2 separate regions of the Homo sapiens genome follow, and region 2 is linked to region 1. A link is a loop called in an ENCODE intact Hi-C map of the cell type or tissue named here. Cell type or tissue: A673. All regions are shown on one strand. Each heading gives the region's core, and the rest is flanking DNA. Links, peaks and the distances in the headings are about the cores only. Region 1 has its middle 910 kb from the start of CDH8-AS1. Region 2 holds the start of LOC105371302 (a long non-coding RNA gene).

Region 1 (8,793 bases), core at 370-8,369:
ATTAAGAGACTGTCCTAAAGCCAGGGCTCTGCAATGTCAAGGGTTCAGAAGGGAGGATGGCATGAAAAGCGCTCACTATACCAAATTTACCACCTGAATGTGACATGAAAAAGAAGCAACAGATAAGAAACATGAATAAAGAGACTGGCTGCAATTTCAGTAAAGTTCCCATGAAAATGCCAATGAATTAAGCTACTAGCAGGGGGATGTGAAGAAAGGTAAGAAATTTTAAAAATAATAAAGTCAGTAGGATTGCCCAGAACTATCACATAATTCAGTGTTGCCAGCTTCCTTAAGCCAACTTTGACCCTGAAATTTTTCGAGTTAAATAATTTGGCCAATTAACTAAGTGGATGATGGTGCTACCACTGTGATAGCAGCTGACCTACAGGTGTAGATGGGGGTGAGGGCATTGAGTCCAAAATCCTCGGTTCACACCTGGATAATAGCAGACATAAGACTATGATTTTATCCACTAGTCACTGAAAATAATGCAGAAGTATATAAGCAAGTCCTTGTCTCAGGAAACCTTCTCAGGAAGCATTTCTAATGCTTCAAAATGTATGTCACAGCTACAAATGAATAGAGATAGTTAGAAAATGCATAATGCATTTGAGTCGGGAATAATTTGGCTATATCACCTTGAATGACCTATTTTTACAACTATCAAAGCATGGTATCAGATGCCAACAAAGCACAGTATATCATGATCACCCCGAAAATCAGAAACACACACATACACACACACATTTGCACACATTCATACACAAACAGTGGATTTTGGTTCTAATGCCTGCTATATTCTACCAGGGAGCAGGTGTTCAATCAAAATTGTTAATGTACTTTCAGCGGGTCTCATATCCTTTAAAAGCAGGTAATTAGAATTATACACAGATACTTTGAAACCATGAATAATTCATTGCCTCCAAATCAATAAAATAATTATTGAATATTTTTATTCTTCCCTTTCTATTTCAATAAAATTGCTCGTGTTGTGGCACAGTCATAAAACTGAACTTACTAAATATTTCAAATTAAAATTGTTCCCTAGAGGATGGAGAAACCGTTCAGTGGACTGAGAAACATCTAGAAGCTCAATTTGTTTTTTACAAAACAATTCCAGGCTTAAAATATTTTTAAAATGTATACCAATGCATATACCATATATAATGCATTATCAATCCTAACTAGATATTTTCAACCCTAACTGGATTTTCTTATACAAACCATTCTAAAACATGGTATACATTTATATTCATACATATGCATGTTTTAAAATATCTATTAGGTTGGTGCAAATGTAATTGCGTTTTTTGCCATTGAATGTAATAGGAAAAACCACAATTACATTTGCACCAACCTAAAATATAAATTATTTAGAAGACAAGAATGTTAAAGAAAATGACTGTTTGCTATATTTAATACAAATCAAGATTAGATAATAACATTTGGATAGGTTAAAAACAATCTATCAATGATTGTAAGATAAACACTTTAAAGACTTTGCAACTGTTATATAGGAATTTTATTTCATTGGATAATGAAGGGGTTTAAATAGTATAAAATAAAACATACCAGACGGTTGTTCTCTGAATTTTAAAAATTGAATGCATTTTGGTTGAATAATGAGACAGAATATACCAACAATGAATCTCAAATCAATTCTATAAAAATTATTTTTAAAATTTTTGCAACAATAATACAGCCCAAATTTGACATTTTCATGAATCTATGGCAATGTTATGCCAATATCCTCATTTATAAGGAGTTTGATATATTTTCTTAAAATTAATCTTTATTCATACAATGCAATAAAGAACAAATTATATTCTAGAAATAAAAAACTTAAATAATTTGTTGGCCATATTGATATTTATATTGTGAATGATTCTATGAGCTAGAAAACAATACTGAACAAAACTCCAAGTTTTCTACCAGCTTCACTCTGTCTCTGTCTCTCTCTCTCACACACACACACACACACACACACACACACACAAAGATGTACATGTACTATATTTCTTTGTATGTATACATATAAACATAAAGAGTGTGTGTGTATAAACACACACAAACATATATAGTCTGTCATACACACGTACTTGCATGTATGCATGTGTATGCCTGTGTGTGTATATCTCATGGTGGAATTGTTACAGGCTATAACAACTTTGGGAAAACCATTTTTCAAATGCTTAAATATCCAAGTATACAATTTAAAGTTTTTAAAGTTTTAACAAACACTTTGAAGAAATATCAACCACTATTAGAAAATTCCAGAATAAATATATTTTGGAACAGCAATAGTAAAGTGAATCCAGAGGTGTAAGGTAAGTCTAAATTAAGAAGGAAGGTCTTTAATGTGTGAATTGAGCATCAGAGTTTATTTCAGATTCGTGTATGTGTCCTAATTCAAGCAGTTTGAAGATTCAGCATTTGGAAGTTCTCTAAAACTCTTCAAAGTAAAATTGACTTTATTAGGAGCATTAGCAATATTGAGCATCACTGCTGAAGTAGGGGGCTTGTCATGTGTTTTCAGTTTCAGTAGGAAGCAAAGAAACCAGGGAAGAGGAATATCCATACAGCTAAATATCTTTCGTTTACAAAGTGACATTTCTCCTATGATTTAAATAAGCAGTTTACTGTTAATTTTCTAACCATGTGAAATAAGTTCTATTTGTGATATACTTGCTAGAGGTTTTGGGGAAACTAATGATTTGCATTCTAACCTCCTACTGGCATTAATTCACTGGTCTGGATTATGTATGTTCACAGTTTCACTCCAATTTTATTTTATACAGCCATCAATATTACAGTGTCAAGATTGCCTTCTTCTTGCCAATAAGTTAAATAAGTTAATTTTCTCACAGTAGGGTTTTTTGGGTGAAGGTCAGTTAAGTTTCCTTTATCATCCTCCAATACTGCATGCCTATTGTGCCTCTCTGGTAAGTAAGAGACTTTTTTCCCAATTGTTGGTGATATTTTTCCACTTAAAAACTACTTGCAAAAGTCTATTCCCTCATTTATTTTTGGTTATATTTAAAAATTATTAAATTATTGCTAATGACTTTTTTGTTTTTTTGCTGTGATGATGTTCTTGGATAAGAAGCCCTCTAGGGCATCAATGCAATGGGGCAATGCAGGTGGAAGCTGAAGGAAGACTTGGAGGGTGCATGATTAGTTAAATGTAGTAGTGGATTAAACAAAATGACACAAGTCTAAGGAATGGTTGTTGAATAAGAGTTAAGCATTTGGAGACATTTTGGCCAATAGGCACCATAAACTCAGAATTATAGCATCTAGTGAACCCAAATGGTTCTAATAAGCAATTCTAAGAGGGAGTGCTAGATTTTATTTTCCAAAAATGGCTATAAAACTATTTTTAATCCCACATACTTTCCTATGTCCATCAAAAGGTGAAATGTATGTCTCCTCCCCTAGAACCTGGGTATACTTTTGTTAGTGGTTTAACTAATCAGGTATCATGGAAATCAATGACACTATGTGACAGCTTAGCTGGGTTATGAAAGGTGACACCTCTTCCACCTGTCTGCCTGTCTGCCTGTCTGTCTGTCTCTCTCTCTGATAAGCTCATCTTTGCAATCTAGTCATCATTATGAGGAATCCCAAACTATGTAGAGAGGGTAGATATAGTTGTTCTAAATGACAAACTCAGCTGAGTTCCCAGCTAACATCCAGCATGAACTGTGAGACACCTAAGTGAACAAGGCTGCAGGTAATTCCAACCTGTAGTCATAAAAGTCACCCCTCCCAGGCGTTGAGTCTTCCAGCTGAGGTCGCAGATATAGGGAGACAGAAACAAGTCATCTCTGCTGTGCCCTACTGGAATTCCAGATCCACAAAATCCCATTCCAGGAAAGCAACAAGTGCCAGAACTATGCCATTAAGTTTTGAGGTAATTTGTTGTGCAGCAATAAAAAGTCAGAGAAAAAGGAAAGAGGAGGATGAAAATTGTATTAGTCTAATATGGGGGGAAGGAAGAATTATAAATATTTTCTGAAGTCAGACCAGTATACCCTGGTATGTTTCAATGTGCTATGACGTAAAGTTATCTTGAGCAGATTTGATGTGCTATGATACTGTGGACCATGGAGGTATGTGGAATGTTAGCTCTGAGTACACATAAAAATATCTCAGTACTTTTAAGCGGTATAGATTAGTACAAATTAACCAGAGTTTTCCATAGGGAAAACAAATAAATATCCATGAGTTTATACCAATATAAATAAATGATTTAATAAATAAATAATTAGAGAAAAAGAGACAAATCTTCCATGCAGAAGAATTGAACATAATTTAGATACACTGTTCATCCTCAAATAGGTGAAGCTGAATTCCCCACTTTTCAGGATCAGTACTTCATAGCAACTTCCTGCTCAAAAGTGCTGTTTGGAAAAGGGAGAAAAGAGTAACGTTTTAGTCAAGAAGCAGCCGAATGATCATTGTCAACATATCAACAGCATGTAGCTTTGATGTAATGTGATTAAAAAAAACTTCATCTATGTGGTTTTCCTCCCTCAAAACCCCATTATTCCAGTTTGATTGAGGAAACTATCAAACTGAAATTGAAAAGCATCCTTCAGAATACTTAACCAGTACTCCTCAAAACTGTCAGTGTCATCAAAAACAATAACTGAGAAACTGTCACCGCCTAGCGGAGCCTTAGGAAACATGAGAACTAAATGTAATGTGAGGTCGGGCATGGTGGCTCACGCCTGTAATCCCAGCACTTTGGAAGGCCGAGGTGGGCAGATCACTTGAGGCTAGGAGTTCGAAACCAGCCTGGTCAACATGGTGAAAGCCCTTCGCTACTAAAAATACAAAAAAAGTAGCCGGGCATGGTGGCAGGCACCTGTAATCCTAGCTACTTGCAAGGCTGAGGCAGGAGAATCACTTGAACCAGGGAGGCAGAGGTTGCAGGGAGCTGAGATCAGCACTCCAGCCTGGGTGACGGGGAGAGACTCTGTCTCAAAAAAAAAAAAAAAGTAATGTGATATCTTGGATGGGGTCCAGGAACAACAAAAAAAGACATAAGTAAAAACAAAAGAAATATTAATAGAGCATGGACTTTAACACTCACATATTAATGTTTATTCTTAGTTATGACGAATGTACCATAGCAATGTAAGTTGTTAGCAACAAGGGAACCTGGGTGTAGTTTATATGGGAATGCATATGCTATATTTGTAACTTTTCTAGATATCTAAAACTACTTGAAAATAAAGTTTAATTTTTTAAAAAGCAAACGAGGTGTTTTCATTAGCGAAAGCATTCACACTATTATTTCTGAAGTTTTGCTGAGCTCTGGTAGCAGGAATTAACTTTTGGTTCTTTGCTATTCCACAGACTCAGCCTGGAAGAACCGGTAAGAGGCAGGTAGTACACTGTGCTTTCAAGTGACAGTTAAGTTTTGAGTGAAGGACTAGTTCTGAAGGACAATGAAGTGCTGGAAGCATGAAGTAAAAATGGTTCCTACACTCCTAGTTTTACATCATTATGTGGTACAGACAGAATTTAATAAAATAAGCACTGAAAAAATGGTTTTGTAATATTTTAATGGATATGTGGTTCTGAAAATATGTTATAGAAGAAATTTACCTAGGTGCAAAAGGTGCTCTTGAGAAAATGATGATCGGGCACAGTCTGAAGACAGGATAAGGGTTAACTTCGTGAAGTGGAGTGAGATTTGAGATGGGTGTCATTCCAAGCAAAGCTAGAGCTTGTGCAAAGTCACTGTGGCAAGGAGAAGCATAAAAGGAAATATAAATGGTTGTGGCAGAAAAACAGAAAATCAAAGGGCAATCTGGAGCAAGATGCATCTTAGCTGGTGGAAGAGTCAGACCAAGCAGAACCAGTAAGTGAAGACTCTTTAGCTTGGGAGAAAAACAACTTCCCAAACACCCAGCTGTCAAGTGGATGGTCCGGGATTTAAAGCTGGACTTAATACCAAAGTCTGAGCTTTTTCTAATGCACCATCTTGTCTTTCTATTGATATCATCTGAATAAGGTTGCCATTGTTCTATTTATAAGCCACATGAGGGAAAGTAAGCACCAATATTAAGTGAAAAAAAAAAAAGAAAAACAAATGTTTTGGAAGTAAGAGTAAATTACTGAAATTACCTTACTGAAAAAGGAAAACATCAGGACCCCTTCTTTCACTATTTGCCTGTGGCCCATCTGTTGAATGAAAGAACCTTTCTTTGGCTTTTACAGGCTGAGAAGTGACATTTGTATGAATTTAGAGCTTTTCAGGCAGAGCCTGACAGATGCAAACTGGGTTTGTGTTATCGCTGAGGAGCTCTGTGAGGAGGGGGACTGATGGGAATGAGCTGCCTAGAATAATCAGAGCAGAAGGGAGGTTAGTAAAGGGCTGAACAAGCTCGGCAAAGCTCAAGTCACTGCCTCTGAGAGTTGAAACCTCTACAGAAAGGGGTTTCTCATATTGATTTCCTCATTCCTCTGCCTAGTGGCCTGGATTGCTAATTATGGCTTGGTGTCCTAGTCTCAGGAGAGACATATGTTGAAGATTCAAATAGGAAGTTTGTCCTTACTCTATCCAACACACACACACAAACACACATACATGCATGCATATACACACAAAGTGCTGAGATATTAAAATACATTTTACTATCTTATCTCTACTTTGTTAGAGTTTTCACTTGTTTCAAAGATTTTGTAATTAAACTCTTATCAGAGTCCCTGTCTGCAGGGTAACCATTGTACTAAATTTGTGTTTATCATTCTAAAGTATTTTGAATGCTGTTAACTTTATATAATCCTGTATGTAGCATTAATCTCCTTTTCTTCCTGCACAGAATTATATTGGATATTTATCCATGTTGATATATTTTATTCATTTTTACTGATTAACAGTATTTCTATTTTATAAATATACAACAGTTCAATTACAAATTTACTGTTGGAGAACATAGAAGTTTCACATCTTTTATCTCTATTAATGCTGTTTCCTAAACTTCAGTCTTTATGATATTAATATTGTCTCCATAGCTCTATTTATTTAATGTTTGTATGGATATTGTCTTTTCCAGCTCTTTAATTTTATTGCCTTGTGTAATTTGAAATATTATGTCTCTTAGAAACATAATATAGTTGAATTCTTTAAAAATCTAATCAGAAAATTTCTGGCTCTAATTCATGATACTATAATTATATTTATAATTATTTGTATATTTTGATTTAACACATATACTAAGGATGCCTGTTGATCATTCTTTGTTCTTCACTTTTTTTCTCCTATATCATTTGTTGATTTAAAAATTTTAGGTTCTTCTTTATTTCTATTTATATGTTCTATAAGTAAAGTTTGAATTTCTATTCTTTAGTGAATATGTTGCTTTAAAAACAATACACTGAAAAAAAAAAGGCTATCAACAAACCTAGCCATTTGGTATTTCTAACCTTGACCGAAACATGGTAAACATTTTAGCACATTTTCAGCACTAGGAAATTCTGTAATAGTTTGTTATTGTTGTCTGAAACTTTAGTTTTACTTTTTTTAATCATAAAAAATATTAGCCCCTTTAACTCTGCTCAGCTTTTTCCTATCTTGTCTCACTTCCTTCTGGATTTCCTCTTATTCTTACTCAAGTGCATTCTTTATATTTCTCTTTTTGAGGATTCCTGAATGGATGTCATTTACTTAACTCTCAAAAATACATTTAACTTTCAAGATGAAAGGCAGAATAAACTAGCTAATATGTCTCTTATTTTTCCTGAGCTCACTTAGAGATGATATCATATAATGCTCTGGCATCTATTACTGTTGATGAAAGTCAGCTGTTAGTATACTTCACTGTGTCAATAATAATCCCTTATTTACTGCAAATTGTAAGGTTTCCTCTAATCCATAGTTTCACTCAAATGTGTCTAGGCTAAATTTTTGTGTGTGTTTATGCTGCATGGGATTCAGTGAAACTCTTTGAGCTAGGAAACAATGCCTTCCTCATTTGTGGAAACATAAACTTAAATTCCTTTTTAAATGTCGCTTCCACACCTTTCCCTCCATTTTCTCTTTGTGAAACACCACCTACAAGATAGAATTGCAATATTCAGTCTGTTTTCCATTGCTCCAAATGTTTCATTTAAAATATATATTTTTTGCCTTTTTTGGCTGAGTTTTTAATGAATTTCTCACTGCTCTTTTTAAAATCACTGATTTTCTCCTTTACTCTTCAGTTTGGAGTTACTAATCATACACACACATATAATCAATTATATGTAAAATCAGATATATGTGTGTGTGTGTATATATAGTATATATATATATATATTATATATACAACAATTTCTAAGATTTCTAATGGATTGTTTTCCTCCAGGCTCTCTCATTTACCCCTTCCAGTTTCATTTCTGCCTTGCATTTTATTTACAACATCTATTCCTTTGCCATTACTTTTAATGACAAGAACTTTAATTACTTTTGCAACAACCTAATATCTCAACAAAATTTTATTCTTCTTCCTTTTCTGAGTCTCTAACACATAGTAAATGTGTGATAAGATTTAAAAAGCGTTGTTCCCCAAGTTTTAATAATTGTCTCTACTCAGAGTATTTCTAATGAAGGTAGAGGTTCTTCCACCGACAGATTCATTTAATGAAGTGTTCTTGGGCCAGGTGTGGTGGCTCACATCAGTAATCCCAACACTTTGGGAGGCCGAGGCAGGTGGATCACCTGAGGTCAGCAGTTCAAGGCCAGCCTGGCTAACATGGTGAATTCCCGTCTCTACTAAAAATACAAAAATTAGCCAG
Region 2 (8,793 bases), core at 445-8,444, 360 kb before region 1:
GCACGCATTTGAATAGCAACTGTGCTGGTTTGTGAGAATGTGATTTGGTATAACTTTTTTGTGCTCAGTTTTCTCACCTGTATCCATAGCATAATAATTGTACCTGGGTCATAACATTGTTGTGGGATGCAATTTGAAGTAATAAGGGTAAACCTGAAATTGCTTTTCCTACAAGTTGGGATTAAAAATGGATACCTTATTTGACAGTCCTAATTTCTATTATAAACCACAGAACTGACAAACAGTGAATTCTCATTACACACTAGATAGAGGCCGGAGTAGGGAGTTTGGATTTCAGATAATTAGTAGGCAATAAAAATCCATCTTACCTTCTAAACATAGATATCTTTGTCAAAATGCCTATGATTGGATCTACTATAATAGCAAAACATATCAATTGGAGTCATAAAGGCCAAAGAGTTGTTGCAATAATCCAGGTGAACAATGTTAAAAAGCAGCTAGCCTAATACAATTAGATACAAAGGGATAGAGTTAAGAGATTATTTCATAGAAATTGAAAGATTATTTTATAGAACTGACAAAATTCGAAAATTAATTTGGATGTGATTATGACCTCAGTAACTAACCCATGTGCCCAGCACATGTCACCAGAGCTCAAATGCATGTTAAATTGTAAAACTGCACAACAAATAGTTGGTTAAGTTTAATGTTGCAGCTGGAGAACTTTCTCAGCAATTCCTTTTCTGTTTATGCGGATTTCAGTAAGACGACATTTCTACCCGTATTTTCTACTTTATTTACAGAGGAGCCTTTAAAAACCAGGAAGAACTGCCTTCAGCGCAAGTGATCATTTATTATCCAAGTTTTAATCAAATTAGCTTTTTTTTAGACTAGAAATTTGATGTCAATCGCAATTGATCTCAGCAGAGGAAAGGAGGGGAGGAGAAGTCATATATGAGAAGCGATTCAGGAAGGATTTCTGGGAGATAAATATTTGTAATGTAATTATAGATGTGTCATCAACACCACTATAATTTACTGTCAGTCACCATACTGATGATAGGATCTTATCTTCCAAGGTATAACTCTCGTTCACTGCAATTATCTCCAGGATGAATCTTCATGCTCAAAGCCCCCAGTGTAGAATTATTGTGAGATAAGATTCAGAAATTGATATTTCCGTGTCAATGCCCCATGATGTGGATCATCCAGAGGTCTCAAAATCTCTTCGCTGTGTGGCTGAGGGTTAGTTGCAAGTTGTCAGAAACAGATGTTGGTGTTTCCACCACGTTGTGTCATTTCCTGACATAAACAACTTGCCTGAACAATCAATTTGGGATAGAGGTAGGGATTTGCAGTTAAAAGGTCTCACACAAGCTAAATTTTTAAAAGTTGACTTAAATGAATTTCAATGTAAACATTCTGGATGCTGAATTTAAACCCCAATTCTCTCAGTTTTCTCAACCTAATATCTCTTTTTCTTCCTCTTTTTCACCTTCATTGCTGCTACCAATAATCTATTATCTGAACTACTTTCTAAATTATTCTTCTGCCTCTAATATTTCCCAATGTATGTACTTATTTTCCTGTCAGAATTTAAAAATGTTTCATCACTCAGTTGTGTAACCATCTCCTATAACACTTTAATACCCTCATTATCTTGCCTATCCCAACTATTCTGTATTCTTAATGGAAGTAAAAAAATGGAGCCAGGCACGGTGGCTCAAACCTGTAATCCCAGCACTCTGGGAGGCTGAGACAGGTGGGTTGCCTGAGCTCAGGAGTTCAAGACCAGCTTTGGCAATACGGTGAAACCCTGTATCTACTAAAATACAAAAAATTAGCCAGGCGTGGAGGTGTGTGCCTGTAATCCCAGCTACTCAGGAGGCTGAGGCAGGAGAATTGCTTGAACCCGGGGGACGGAGGTTGCAGTGAGCCAAGATCGTGCCACTGCACTCCAGCCTGGGCAACAGGGCGAGACTCTGTCTCAAAAAAAAAAAAAAAAAAAAAAAAGATTGTCTTCAAGTTGCTAAAATCTGGTTAAGACTCAACGTAGCATTTTTTCTGTTTACTTGTCTAAGGGTCATTACAGCTACCTGTTCATAATTTTTTTTTGAGAATCCTGAGGTGGAAATGCCAACTTACATCTTTATGTTAGCCAAGAAATGCACTGATGTAAGAAGAAATCTCTGAGTGGGTCTTAAATAAGTAGGAGTTTTAAATTTAATTAACCAGAGAAACAGCGACCTGAGCAAACCACATAGATTGTGAAAGGAATAGCATGTTTAAGGAAGAGTGAACATTTTAATTAAACCTTGAAGGATGTCCTTCAGAGTCTGGCATTGGGAGAAGATTAGGTAGGAGGCCAGGTACAGTGGCTTATGCTTGTTTTCCCAGCACTTTGGGTGGCCAAGGCAGGAAGATTCCTTGAGCCCAGGAGTTCGAGACCAGCCTGGGCAACATGGCAAAACCCCACCTCTACTAAAAGTGTTAAAAAATTAGCCAGACAGGGTGGGGCGTGTCTGTAGCCACAGCTACTCCAGAGGCTCAGGTGGGAGGACCACTTTAGCCCACAAAGTCGAGGCTGCAGTGAGCCACGGTTGTGCCACTGCACTCCAGCCAGGACAACTGGAGTGAAAAACCTGTCTTAAAAAAAAAAAATTAGGTAGGAGTCATTTTCAGGGTCATATGGAAAAAAGGTTTTGCAAACCATCCTAAAGAGTTTATACCCCTATAAAGCACAATTCAAAGAGAATGAAAAAGAGCTTCCAGTCTTTATATTCATTTTATAATGCTTACTCTGAACCCAGCATGCAGAATTCATTGGGGAGAAAGACGAAAAAAAATAACAAAACAGTCAGTGGAAGTAGAAATATTTTACTTTTTTAAACTGTCCAGTATGCAATTAATATTCCTCTCTTAATTTGGAGGAACTCCATTCTGTGTACATTCCAGAGATATAGTGCATGCTTCCTGATCTGCAGTCTGAACAGGGAGTAGAATCTTTCTCTTTTTTGTCTTATCACAATCGGAGCTCAACCCTTAACTTAAGTTCAGCCATTAGTATGCTCCACTAGGACTTTGAGTCTCAAAGGACTGAGACACATAAAGTCAAAGAAGTGTTAAGATCCACTCTCACCTAACGCAGAACCACCCTGGCAGTGGTGGTGCCTGCAGTTCTAGAACACTATTCTTGGAAGACTTCATGCCCTTGAAAGGCCATTGTTCTGCCTTGTAATTTTCCCAGTCTAAATTTCCCATTCTGGAATAAGAGGTAAGTAGGTATTTTTATTCACAACGTTGTGCAGAAACCTAGAAAAGATTTGCTTAGACATTTTCAACTGTGCACAAAGAGTCTTTCAGATTCTCATCGACTTTGGAGCAAAGGACACCATTTGTCTAAATTTTCTATTTCTTAATGAGACTAGTATTGTTTTCTGTTGCTTGCATTCATGGGCCATGAATGAGGGAGAGTCCACTGTAAAGCAGAGGAAATATAGAACAGCGGACAGATTTAAGGCATAGGTTTAAGGCAAAATAGACCAGATGACATGGTGACATCAGTAAATGATATGCAAACGTGTAATGTTTATATTCATCTGCAAACTACATATGGCTTTTTAATCTTGTTTCTCATTCTTCTACATTTAGCAGGAGTACATGTAAAGAACACCATTAGCTGCAATTGTTGGTTCCATCTTCACTGTGCATTTTTTCAAAACAGATTCTACCCACACCTGTTCCCTGGTAGCAAGAGCAGTGCTTGGCTCTCCGCAGAATGCTAAGAACGGTGTGAATGTAAACAGATATACAATCGACAAGGTAGGAGGCTTCACTGGAAAACAAAGGGCCACCGTGTGGGAAGGGAATCTTGGAGACCAGTTAACTGTGCATAGCAACACTTATGCTACAGAGTAGTAAAGGGAGAATAAAGAAGTGAGTAGGTAGATAGAAGACCAATCAAGCACATCATATGGTGACTGCTAAGGGTTTTAAATGTCATTGCAGAGCAATGCTAGAACTTTGCCTGGCCCATGGAACTAAATATTTTGCTTGTTTCCCCATCCTCAACTACTGCAAATAAATCCAGTTTTCTCTCACAGATTTGACAGACAGATTTTCAACCACCTCGTCTATTCTGCAAGCAATGGAGTTTCAGGACAGAGACAAAGGAGGGTTTTGGAATAAGAGGTAAGTAGGTGTTTTTATTCACAATGTTGTGCAGAAACCTAGAAAAGATTTGCTTAGGCATTTTCAACTGTGCACAAAACAAAGGCAGACCATTAGTGAGGACTAGCCTATCTTGTTCTTGGTCCTACTAGGTGGCGTAGTAGGACAAGACAAGAACTAGAGGGGGTATATTATGAAACTGTGCTCACCTCTTCTCTCATCTTCAACATCATCCCTTTAATTCAGTGGACACTTACTAAGTTCCAGAAATTGCACTAAACCCTGTATATGCATTATTGTATAGACTCCTCACACTGTTCCTAGGAGTTGGTAATAACATTCTGCCCATTTTATACATGAGTAAACTGAAGCCAATTTTGATACCATAGCCCACTTTCCCCACTCCCTCCCTCTTTGTATTACATTTGCTTCTAAGGCAGCAATTTGTTCAACTGCAGTGAGAAGACTCAATTCACTAATTCTAAGAGTTCCTCTTATACAAAACTAAAAACCAAGTTTTTCTGCAACCCACTCAACCAATCATATTCTTGCAGAGAAGGAGGAGCATTAAAAACTATTATTGTCTGAAGAAGACTCTTATAATTTAAACTCTATAACCCGTTCTCCAGAAAATATTCAAAACCAAAATCACTAGCAAGTAACAGCTTATTTGAGTAATCTGTGATGTCTGGAACAAAGATTAATAGAATGAACACAACCTTTCTTAAAAATAAGCACTTAAAAATTTAAAATTTACCTCAAAAATTGCATTTAGTCTTGCAGAGTTAGTGAATTTGATTTCATTTGACAGATACTATTATTTCATTTTCAGGAAATGTTTCATGTTTTCCACACTCCACCTGTGAGAACAAGAAGATAGGGAAATCAGAAGAGAAAGGGAAGGAGGCCAAAATTTGGAAAGAACTGTAGATAGGAGTTCCAAATCCTGTTATTCTAGCATTATTTAAAATCACTATTCTTCTTAAACATAATACATATACTAGACTACATACTCCTGAAAATATAACAGATAGCTGTGGAATGCTTTATAAGGCACACCTACAAAAGTAATGTGCTCTGTAATGACGATAGAGCTCATAGCCATCAGTCATGTGGCGTGTTCAGGAAGGACAGCCAAGCTTTAATTAGCTTATGCTAAACGGCTTTAGTATCAATTTAGGCAAAATGTGACACTTGGTGGAATTGTTTGGATGGCCACTAGGAATAATGACTCACAGAGCAGAATCACCAAGAGAAAAGTGTGTAATCAACAGACACTAATTCTGATAGGAATCAGGAAACCATCTGGAAACAGGAAAGAGGAAAAAAAAGAAATACTTTGAAAGTACAGAGGTAACCATTTGCTATTGCTTGAATGTGAGCAAATTAAAGACAACCAACCTCTCTTATGAAGGAAAATTATTATCACTGTAATCATGCACACAAAAAGATTCATCATATTTCTAAGAAATGTGATTGTATGCAGATATACCAGCCTGAGCGCTATAAGAAGTAGTGTTGTATTGTATTCATATTTCCATTTATCATGATTCTTTGGATAATAATATGCCTCCCACTGAGGATAAGGTATGTGCAAAACCTCAGGATTTGCACTCAGAGTGGCTGAAACTCAAATTGTTGTTCCAACACTTGTTTCTAGGAGCATGACCTTGAGTAAGTTACTTTACTTCTCTGTTTTTGTTTTGTTTTGTTTTTGTTTTTGTTTTTTTGTTTTTGAAACAGAGTCTCAATTAGTCGCCCAGGCTGGAGTGCAGTGGCTTGATCTCAGCTCATCAGAACCTCCGCCTGCCAGGCTCGAGTGATTCTCATGCCTCAGCCTCCTGAGTAGCTGAGATTACAGTCATGCACCACTACACCTGGCTAATTTTTGTAATTTTTAGTAAAGACAAAGTTTCACCCTGTTAGCCAGGCTGGTCTTGAACTCCTGAGCTCAAGTGATCTGCCTGCCTCAGCCTCCCAATCTGCTGGGATTACAGGCGTGAGCCACTGGGCCTGGCCTACTTCTCTGGTCTCAGTATGTGCCTTCTCTGATCTTAAAGTATCATATTGTTGAGAATAACAAAGCAGAATACAGTGGCTGGTGCAGTTCTGCTTTAAAAAGTGGTACAGAAACTAAATCAGTGCATGGAAGATTATTGTGTTTATCGATTAAAAAAATATATATGTGAATATGCGTAGCACCCTGAATCAGCCTGCCTAGGCTTCATTTTTTGCTTAGCATTAGCTATGCAAATAGAGTAACTTAGATTATTTTCTGAAGGTGATTCCCCTATCTGGAAAATGGACATATTAGTTGTTACATAAGCATATTAAGAGTTACCTAACTGTGTGTGTTTGTGTGTGTGTGAAGCAATTGATTTATAGGCTATTTTCATTATAAATGTCTCAATATTTTGGAAATTCTATAATAACCCTGAGTTCAAGAAGGATTTTAAATTTGCCTGTGGAGGAGTTCCCGGATGGGGCTGGACCTCTTGAATTAAACCAATGCTTAATAAATAGATTAGATGCTGAGGAAAAAAATGATTAAAATATTTTGTAGTTGTCTTGTAGGACCTGAGTTTACTAGAAAATCCAGTATATCACAGTACAACAATTACAAAGGTTAATAATGACCAAAGTCCTGTGGGGCCACTCAGCAGAAGCCTTTGTAGGTGTCTATAATTGAAGATGAGGTATTTTCAAGGCAAAGGGTAGAATTCAGAAATATGCAAAAGGAAGTGATATGTACCAGGACACAGTGTCATGATGCAACCAGTTTGGGAAATTTGAGAGCTTGGAAAGTGGGGTTTTACCAAGTAGGTGTATCAGAGTGGTACTGAGGCTGAGAATTAGGTTGGAGCAGGTTTTAAGGGGTCTTGTTAAAGAGCTTTCTATGTTCTTATATTCTCTGTAGCTTTCTCTTTATCTGTTGCATGACAGTAAAGGAGAGAGAGAGAGAACATCGAAGACAGAGACAAAGGGAAAGAGATGGAACAAATTAATAATACCTAATTCTTATTTGAATCATCACTGTATTAAGCACATCAGTTTTCTGAATTCAATTTGCAGCAGAACTTCTTATTAGCCATGGGAATGCCAACATACCTCACATACTGTGTGCTCTATTTTACTCACCCCTAACGTGGGTTTAAGAATGCAATTTTATTTTTACATATTCTTTGGATGGTCAAATGAGATAAACCGAGTGCATTACTTTGGCAATACAATATATTGTTTACATGGCCTTTTTTCATATGCTATCATTATTCTACACCTGCTTGGGTATGTTTTGTAATGGCAGACACCAGCCAAAATATCTATCAAATGTTTCCTTTTGCTTGTATGAGGATTTAAAACATGACCACAGAGAATGCCTGCTGAGACAATCAAAATGAATATTTACTTAGGCTAGTAATGATCAATGTCTTCTGAGTAATATGGAAATTGAGTTCAACACACGGAATAAAGCCGAGGCTCCGAAACTAAGCAAAACAGTATTACCTAATGTACTCCCCCACATAATTGCTTGTCTTCTGCTGTGATTTTCACAATAGAGGGATCATTTATGTGCACTTATACATTTTACTGTTGACTGCATGACTGTACAACACATTGGAGAAAAAGGAAGCTGCGGTAATAAGAATTCATCAAACATCCTCAATTGCTCCTTTTCAAAAAAGCCTCTAAGGAAAGTTTCAGCATCAAGACCATTTATGAGCTGTTAGAAACTGTCAAAGACAAAGCCTGGAAACTGGGATGGGGGCTGAGTTCAGCTCTTGCCTCAATTGCCAACCCTTCTGGGACCATAAGCAAGTTATTTTATAAAATCCCAAAGCAGGGAGAAAAGCACAAGGAGAGAAGTGTTATCACCAATCTGTCTCACAAAGGCATTCCAGAACTCCTTTTGCAAAAGGTTACTGTCCTTCTCACTGTAGATAGAAGATAGACTTGGTAGACTCACTTCAAACCTCCCTTTGGGGAACCTGATACTCAATGGAGCTCCCAAACCAAAGTCTTATGAAGATTTTGAGGATGGAATAAAATCATATTAATAATACTAAGCCTGCAGCACAGTTATTTCCTGGTTTTGAAAATACTTTTTCAGGTGAAGCCAGCTATGTATTATTAAATATTACACTAAATGCCATTTGGTAAAGATATCAGTGCGTCTCCTGCTCCTGAACTATTAAATTGTATGTGCCTATAAAGGATGCCTGAAATTCAGTTCTGAGCCATTTCAGGACAGAAAGTTTCAAAACACAGGGCAGTGGAAATTTTACTTCTGTTAATTCTTTGATATGACAAGATTCTTTCATAGTTTGGACCCTAATGAAGGAGTTACTCTCCCTGCCAAATGTCTTGTATTTCACAGATTATTGCTAACAGCACTAGGTGAAATGTTAAAGGACAAACAACTGTAAGAAGGGATGCTTTTCTTTTCATTTTAAGTCTTTGCTCTATCGTCTATCCTATACATGGTATCTTATGAACAAATTAACTCACTAATATAAGGTATTATGCTTATTATTTAGGGAAAATAATCTGTGTGAATTAAAATCATTTTGAAGGTTGGATGATTCTTAGTAATAAAAGTAAATTTAAAATATTGTGCTTTTTTTTCTCAAAGATTACATTTGATAACAACTAAGCTAACAAAAT

The links. A loop is a pair of places that touch in the nucleus more often than their neighbours do. Peaks named below come from ENCODE experiments on the same cell type or tissue, not always from the same donor. Only the 100,000 strongest peaks of a DNase experiment are listed, where the experiment ranks them.
Region 2: a loop joins it to region 1, with 12 times the contacts of the local background. A loop is called at or near these places in 1 of 110 quality-filtered maps.

What each region holds. Positions count from the first base shown.
Region 1 is chr16:61,003,760-61,012,552 of GRCh38, reverse strand. No RefSeq gene overlaps it. Among named protein-coding and RNA genes, the nearest start is that of CDH8-AS1, 910 kb to the left of the region's middle. In A673, for the core only: a CTCF peak has its summit at 4,689; a DNase peak (open chromatin) is centred at 4,662.
Region 2 is chr16:61,361,696-61,370,488 of GRCh38, reverse strand. LOC105371302 (a long non-coding RNA gene) reads right to left here and starts at 4,985. Exons shown (of 3, transcript XR_933656.1): 1 at 4,889-4,985. In A673, for the core only: a CTCF peak has its summit at 4,275; DNase peaks (open chromatin) are centred at 4,288 and 7,708.